2 separate regions of the Homo sapiens genome follow, and region 1 is linked to region 2. Evidence: chromatin contacts called from ENCODE Hi-C or POLR2A ChIA-PET data. All regions are on one chromosome and are shown on one strand. Each heading gives the region's core, a stretch centred on a gene start or an enhancer-like site at or near the end of the contact. The rest is flanking DNA. Distances are from core to core; before and after follow the strand shown. Region 1 overlaps GTF2IRD1 (GTF2I repeat domain containing 1). Region 2 overlaps GTF2IRD1 (GTF2I repeat domain containing 1).

What was found. Hi-C counts contacts between places; a loop is a spot of excess contacts on that map. ChIA-PET counts read pairs that join two places held with the same protein, here RNA polymerase II (POLR2A).
Region 1: a loop to region 2 is called in a map of ovary, with 1.9 times the contacts of the local background. The contact joins two enhancer-like sites. A Hi-C loop is called at or near these places in 4 of 168 maps with a recorded cell type or tissue (heart right ventricle, ovary, tibial artery and 1 more) and 1 of 37 single-sample maps with no recorded cell type. POLR2A ChIA-PET finds 5 or more read pairs at or near these places in 9 of 52 experiments (BJ, Caco-2, H1 and 6 more).

Annotation. Positions count from the first base shown.
Region 1 is chr7:74,568,580-74,572,317 of GRCh38, forward strand. All of the region lies in intron 22 of GTF2IRD1 (GTF2I repeat domain containing 1), which reads left to right. Among named protein-coding and RNA genes, the nearest start is that of MIR10525, 26 kb to the right of the region's middle. Within about 2 kb of position 1,337, at least 3 of the 41 ENCODE cell types and tissues checked have a DNase peak (open chromatin) inside an H3K27ac peak, as active enhancers do.
Region 2 is chr7:74,493,378-74,496,744 of GRCh38, forward strand. All of the region lies in intron 1 of GTF2IRD1 (GTF2I repeat domain containing 1), which reads left to right. Among named protein-coding and RNA genes, the nearest start is that of WBSCR23, 38 kb to the right of the region's middle. RefSeq lists an enhancer at 1,738-2,336. Within about 2 kb of position 1,959, at least 3 of the 41 ENCODE cell types and tissues checked have a DNase peak (open chromatin) inside an H3K27ac peak, as active enhancers do.

The DNA.
Region 1 (3,738 bases), core at 87-2,586, 75 kb after region 2:
GGAACTTGCAGTGAGCCGAGATTGTGCCACTGCACTCCAGCCTGTGCGACAGAGCGAGACTCTGTCTCAAAAAAGAAGAAGAAGAAGAAGAAAAAGAAAGAAACAGGATGGGTGGAAGAGGGTTGCTGAATGCTCATGCAAGCTCCTCTCTGCCTGCTCCTTCTCTCAGGGAGGGACAGGGGAGGGTGATGAGTCAGTGGACTAAATGTCCCCATGGGGATGAAGGACAGTTGGGGTCAGGTTTCTAGAGGGAGGGCTGGAAGGAGGGAAGGAGATGGCCAGAGAAGGATGTGGGACACAGAGGTGCCGCCATGGATCACCAAGAGGTTCAGGACTGGCCAGAGGGAGGAGAAGAGGTCAAGGTACGTGTGGGGCACTTGGATGACGCATCTGTGCCTGCACACAGCTGAAATCCCCAGGAAATAAGACGGGAGCAGGGTGGGTTTCTGCAGCCGAGGTGAGACCAAAATGCCAGCTCACTGCCACCCTCAGTAAAGACTAACTTGCCCTTTCCCCCAACTCCCCTCCCAGAAGTAGCTCACTCTCCTCTGCCTGCCACACATCGGGGGGTCAGGGAAAGCTCCCCCTCCCTGAGGAGCTGGTGTTCCCTAGGCCAGGGGCCAGTCCCTGCAGAGATTAGGAGCTGGGAAATCCCCTCCTCCCATCCCGCACGTCCACGCGTGCCAGACCCTGTGCTGTGGGCTTTTCACACACAGCCTCTTAGACGCTTAGCCTGTGAGGTGGGTGCTGTTGTCCTTCCTTCCCATTTTGTAACTGAGCAAACAGCCTGAAACAGACAAAAATCAGGTAGTTAGCATGAGGCCAAAGCCACTCCCTGGTCTATGCTGTTCTGCGGCCTGAGCCTGGGGTGGCCAGGTGGGGTTGTGCAGTGAGGGGGGGATGGAGAATAGCCCCCAAAAATGCTGCCGGAATGGTAAAGGGCCTAGCCTGCAAAGCTAGTAACTTGAGCTTTATTTTGTGGCACTGGCGGTTTTTCCAGTCATTGTAATGATACGATCAGATTTGCGCTGTCTTCAGGTTACCATGGTAACCATATTTCCACCCACCAAGGGTGGATTAGAGAAGGCAAAACTAGGGCAGAGAAGCCAGGGAGTGTTGAGAAGGTCTGAACCCAGGCAGTGGGCAGCTGGGCCCCACGATGGATGGGGTTAGGATCTAGAGGCAGCAGCAGGGTGTGAAGAGGGCGGAAGGTTCCGGAAGGGTGATGGTGGTGCTCGTCTCTAAGGCTGGGTCTGTGGGCTTGTGAGACACATCCAGGGGCCCATAGTGAAACCTGAGTGGTATTTAGTGCAGGCAGGGTGGCAGGCAGGCTGGGGGCCTCTCAGAAGCGTGGAGCTGGCAGAGAGAGACCTGCCCGGGGCATCGGAGGAAAGGGCGACTGTGCAGGAACAGAGTAGACGAGGTGGGGGAACCTTTGGGTAAGAAGAGCTGAGTCAGGAGCATTGAGGCAGCGGTTTTCAAACCTCAGAAGCAACAGCAGGGCCGGGCGCGGTGGCTCAGCCTGTAATCCCAGGACTTTGGGAGGCTGAGGCGGGTAGATCACCTGAGGTCGGGAGTTCGAAACCAGCCTGGCCAACATGGTGAGACCCTGTCTCCACCAAAAAATACAAAAATTAGCCAGGCATGGTGGCGGACGCCTGTAATCCCAGCTACTCGGGAGCTTGAGGCAGGAGAATCGCTTGAACCTGAGACGCAGAGGTTGCAATGAGCTGAGATCACACCACTGCACTCCAGCCTGGGTGACAGAGCAAGACTCTGTCTCAAAAAAAAAAAAAAAGCCAGACACAGTGGCTCATTGCCTGTAATCCCAGCACTTCGGGAGGCCAAGGCAGGAGGATTGCTTGAAGCCAGGAGACCAGCCTGGGCAACATAGTGAGACCCTGTCTCTACAAAAAATGAAAACATTGAGCCAGTGTTGTGGCACACATCTGTAGTCTCAGGTACTCGGGAGGCTGAGGAGGGAGGATCGCTTGAGCCCAGGAAGTCAAAGCTGCAGTAAGCTGTGATCACACCACTGCACTCTAGCCTGCGAGACAGAATGAGACCTTGTCTTTCAAAAAAAAATTCTAGAATTGTTCTTGAATAGCAGTGGTTAACGTTTTTTAAAAGCTTTGGAAGGTAGTGAACTCCCCGTCACTGGAGGCATTTAAGCAGAGGTTGAGCTGCCACTCACTAGAGAGGCCGCTTCCTATAGGGCTTGCTGCAGGAGAGGAGAAAGGGACAAGAGAGCCCTGCCGGTTTTGGAGGGGCTGTGGGGAGGACTAAAACCAAGGAGGGGCCCCTCTACCCACCAAATCCACTTCTCTTTGCTGCCCCGCCACCAGCTCCCCACAGCTCCTCCCTGCGTATGGGCCCAGCCACCCTTCTCCAGTTCCCTTTTGGGCAAACACGAGGGCTCTCCCCGGACCCAGGCCAGCTTCCGCTCCTTTTAGTTCTCCTCTCACCCTGGGGGTACAGCAGTCCCTGCCAGCTTGAGGGGACTGTGGGAAGGCAGCGCCCCACCTCTCCTTCCCCAGAGCAGGGGCTCCAGACCCCAGGGATGTGGCAGAGCTGCCAACTTCCTGTGTGACTCCAGCAAGTCAGGCTTGCCTACCTGGGCCTCAGTTTCCCTACTTGTAAAATGAGAAGAATTGCCCACGCCACGTCTGCCTCCCCTGGGGCCACCCTGGAGTGCATGACCAGGTGAGAAGGAGGGATGGGCTGTCATGAGTGGGAGGTGGTGAGGCAGAGAGACTGGCCAGGATGGAGCGGGGACAGCCTGGGAGGCCTGGCTTTGCAGCATGGACAGGGCCCTTCAGGCCTGGCCCTGGTAAGCTCTTCTGCTGACGTCCCCATAGCGGAGGAACCCGTACAGCCCCACTGGTCGGGGCCAAGCTCTTGGTGGGCTCCAGTTTTATCTAGGACATCCCCACATCGTCTCCTCTGTAAACGTTCCACTTTCATCTCAGTTTAAGGAACTATGTCAAATTACATGCTGCTAGCTGGGCACAGTGGCTCACGCCTGTAATCCCAGCACTTTGGGAGGCCAAGGCAGGAGGGTCACTTGCATCCAGGAGTTCGAAACCAGCCTGGGAAACATAAAGAGATCCTGTCTCGACAAAAAATAAAAAATTAGCCAGGCATGGTGGCGTGTGCCTATAGTCCCAGCTACTCAGGAGGCTGAGGTGGGAGGATCCCTTGACCCTGGGAGTTGGAGGCTGTAGTGGGCTATGATTTTGTCATTGTACTCCAGCCTGGGCAACAGAGTGAGACCTTGTCTCAAAAAAAAAAAATTACATGCCACCGAGGAAGATCATTCCACTTACACTCACCTCTCACCCCCACCAGAATTGTTTGAGGCCCATTTTGAGAAGCTCAGCTGTGGGTGAAATGCCTGCCAGGCACAGGGCTGTGATCCCTTTTCAGGGGGTACAAGTGGAGAAAAGCCAGAAGCCTCAAATACAGTAGCACCACTTGTCATTGTCCTCTTTGATCTCCTGCTAAGCCTCTCTCTTCTGTGGGGTCTCCTGTCACCCAGTGGGTGCTATGGTGGGATGGGCTTCCTGGAGAGGATGACCTGAGCCAGGCCTGGATGCTAGTGTAGGACTGACCTCTGCAGAGGGTACTGGGGTGGACATGGGGAGGGACTGAAGAGCGGCAGGCACAGGAACAGGTCCCTTTTTGCCTTCTCAGGAAGAAGTACCATCACTTCTGAGCTGTGTGATCTTGGATAAGTTA
Region 2 (3,367 bases), core at 709-3,208:
TGGGCTTACAGGTATGAGCTACCGCGCCCGGCCATGACCTCTTCTTATAAGGATGCATGTGATGGCATTTAGAGCCTACCCGGCTAAGCCAGAATAATCCCCTACCTCAAGATCCTTAATCACATCTGCAAAGTGATTTTGCCATATAAGGTAACACAGGCTCTGGGGATTAGGACATGGCTGTCTTTTGGAGGTCATTTTTTTGAGCCTATCTCGGGTCTCTAAGGGCAAACTCCAGCAGCCATTCTAGTAGACAGGTTCTCCTGTGATAGATGCCGGCCAGGTAAAGGAGACAAATGGAAGATCCCAGCTGACCCACCTCGGCTCTGTCCCCTCTGAGGGGACCTTATTCTCATTTATGTGGACTCCCTAAGCCATATATCTAGGCTGGAGTGCAGTGGTGTGATCTTGGCTCACTGCAGCCTTGACCTCCTGGGCTCAGGGGATCCTCCCATCTCAGCCTCCCAAGCAGCTGGGACTACAGGCATGCACCACCACACCCAGCTGATTTTTTTATTTTTTGTTGAGATGGGGTCTTGCCATATTACCCAGGCTGGTCTTGAACTCCTGAACTCAAGCCGTGTCCACTCTCCCAAACAGCTGCCCCCTCTTGGGGGGTACAGCAGCGTCAGCCTGGTGTGCCCTCAGGGTGTATCCGTTATTTATCTTGGACTGCATAAACCAATAGCCCAACATTAGCAGTGTCAAACAACAGTCATTTCTTCTTTTACTCTTCACATTGTGAGAGTTGTCTGAGCTCAGCCAGATGGGTCTTACTCAATCTCTCCTACAATTGCAGTCAAAAGGTTGCCGGTGGGAGTTGGAGGCTGCAGTGAGCTACGATCGCACCACGGCACTCCAGCCTGGGCAACAGAGCAAGATCCCGTTTCTAAATAAAAAGTTAGCAGGGCTTGAGGTCATTTTGAAGATGTTTCACTTGCTGGCCCGGGGCCTGAGCCGAGGAACAGCTGGGGCCCCTTGGGCTTCTCTGCTGCCCCCCGGCCCCTCCAGCACGGTGGCCTCAGGATAGTCGGGCTTCCCACGTGTCAGCTCAGAGTCCAGGGCAAGGGTCTGAGAGTGAGTGAGTGGCTGGGGGAAGTCTAGCGCCTTTGGGGACCTGGCTGCAGAGGTCACGTGTTGGCGCTGCCCACACATTCTGTTGGTTCAAAGTGGGTCTTTATTCAAATCACATTCAAGAGGAGAGAATTAGATGACACCACTTGTTGGGAGAAGTATTAAGAACTTATTTATTTATTTTTTTCACTTTGGGAGGCCGAGGTGGGAAGATCCTTTGAGCCCAGGAGTTCGAGACCAGCCTGGGCAATATAGGGAAACTCCCATTTCTATTTAAAAAAAACAAAAAACCAAAAAACTTATTTATTTATTTTTTAGAGACAGGGTTCTCACTCTGTCACTCAGGCTGGAGAGCAGTGGTGTGATCACAGTTCACTGTAGCCTCCACTTCCTGGGCTCAAGTGGTCCTCTTGCCTCAGCCTCCCCAGTAGCTGGGACTACAGGTATGCACTACCATGCCTAGCTAATTTTAAATTTTTTTTGTAGAGATGGGGGGTCTCACTATGTTACCCAGTCTGGTCTTGAACTCCTGGCCTCAAGCAATCCTTCTGCCTCAGCCTCTCAAAGTGCTGGATTACAGGCATGAGCCACCACACCTGGCCTAAGAATGTATTGTCAGATTTAAAACCATTGCAGGAGGATGGACCAGAGAAGAGGGCCCTGGGGCCCCAGAATGGGGGTTTATCTGCCAGCTGGATTCCAGGGGTCTGAGTACCCAGGTGTCTGGGGTGGGAGAGTGGGTGCAGGCTCCAGGTGGGCGTGTCCCCTTTGGGAAGGGCGGGACAGGGCCCTCCAGAGCCCAGGCCCAGGCTCTGGGCTGAGGCTAGGACAGTCTCAGAGCATTTCCCGCTGGACAGCCCCAGAATCTGACTGCAGTCTGTGCCAAGAGCACTTCGGCGTTCTGCTCCACTCCTGCCAGCCCCACCACGGACGTCACACCCCATCGGGCTCCCTTGTGCCTTAGTGCCTTTGCCTGAGCTGTCCCCTCTGTCTGGACTGCCCCATCCCTCACCATTCACCTTCTTCATGGCTCATGATTCTTCCAAACTTGCATCAACGGCCCCTCTCTTCGGAGGCCTTTCCAGGCCTTGTTATGTGTAGCAGGCCCGGGCACACACAGATGAAAGCAATCAGCCCTGTTCTCCAGGAGCCAGTGCATGGGGGCTCTGACACCTCCACATCCTGGAGGAGGAGGGAAGGAGGGGCTGAGGGAGCCCAACCGAGGGGCACAACAGGAGGTGTTGACGAGCCCACAAGAGCTAAGAGGGAGCCAGCAGCGGGGAAGGGCATTTCTTAAAAAGGGCACAGCAGGTGCAAAGGCCTGAGCGAGAGTGCAAGGCCCACCCAGGGGCCTGCAGACTGGAGTGTGGGGCTCTGGAGGGAAGACAGGTTCAGCTTGATCTGTGATGTGACTCCTGATGGGACAGTGAGCCTTTGGAGGGTGAGGTCATGCCCTGCGCGTCTCTGTGTCCCAGCACGACTGTGGCTGGGGCCAGCCACCTTCTCTGTGAAGGTTTTCACTGCATTCAGACTGTGCTGGGACTGGCCCCAGGAGGACTTGGACTAGCGTGTGTGTGAGTGAGTGTGCATGTGTGCACACATGTGTCTGTATGTGTGGACATGCATGTGAGTTTGCATGCATGTGTGTGCATATGTGTGTATGCATGTGTGAGTGTGCATGCATATGTGAGTGCATTGTGTGCACAAGTACGTGTATGTGTGTATGCATGTGAGTGGCTATGCGTGCGTATGTGTATGGGGTGTCTGCATGTGGGTGTGCATGCGTGTGTGGGTGTCTGCATATGTGTGTATGCATGTGAGTGGGTATGCGTGTGTATGTGGGTGTGCATGTGTGTGGGGGTGGGGGTGTGCATGGGGGTGTGCATGTATGTGCATGTGTGTGTGGGTGCATGTGTGTGTGCATATATGTGTGTGATATATGTGGGTGTGTGTGCATGTGGGTGTCAATGTGTGTGCATGTGTGTATGCATTTGAGTGTGGGTGTGCATGTGTGTTCATGTGGGTGTGCACGTATGTGTGTGTGTGTGTGTTCATGTGGGTGTGCGTGTGTGGGTGTGCATGTATGTGTGGGTGTGTGCGTTTGGGGGGTGTACATGTGTGGGTGTGCATGTGTGTGGGTGGGTGTGGGTGTGCATGTATGTGGGTGTGCGTGTGGGTGTGCATGTATGTGTGCGTGTGGGTGTGTGTGTGAGTGTGCATGCATGTGTGTGTTGACTTGCTAGTGCTCACACTTACCTCTGGGGCAGAGATGTGCTTGTTAGGTGCCCCCTCC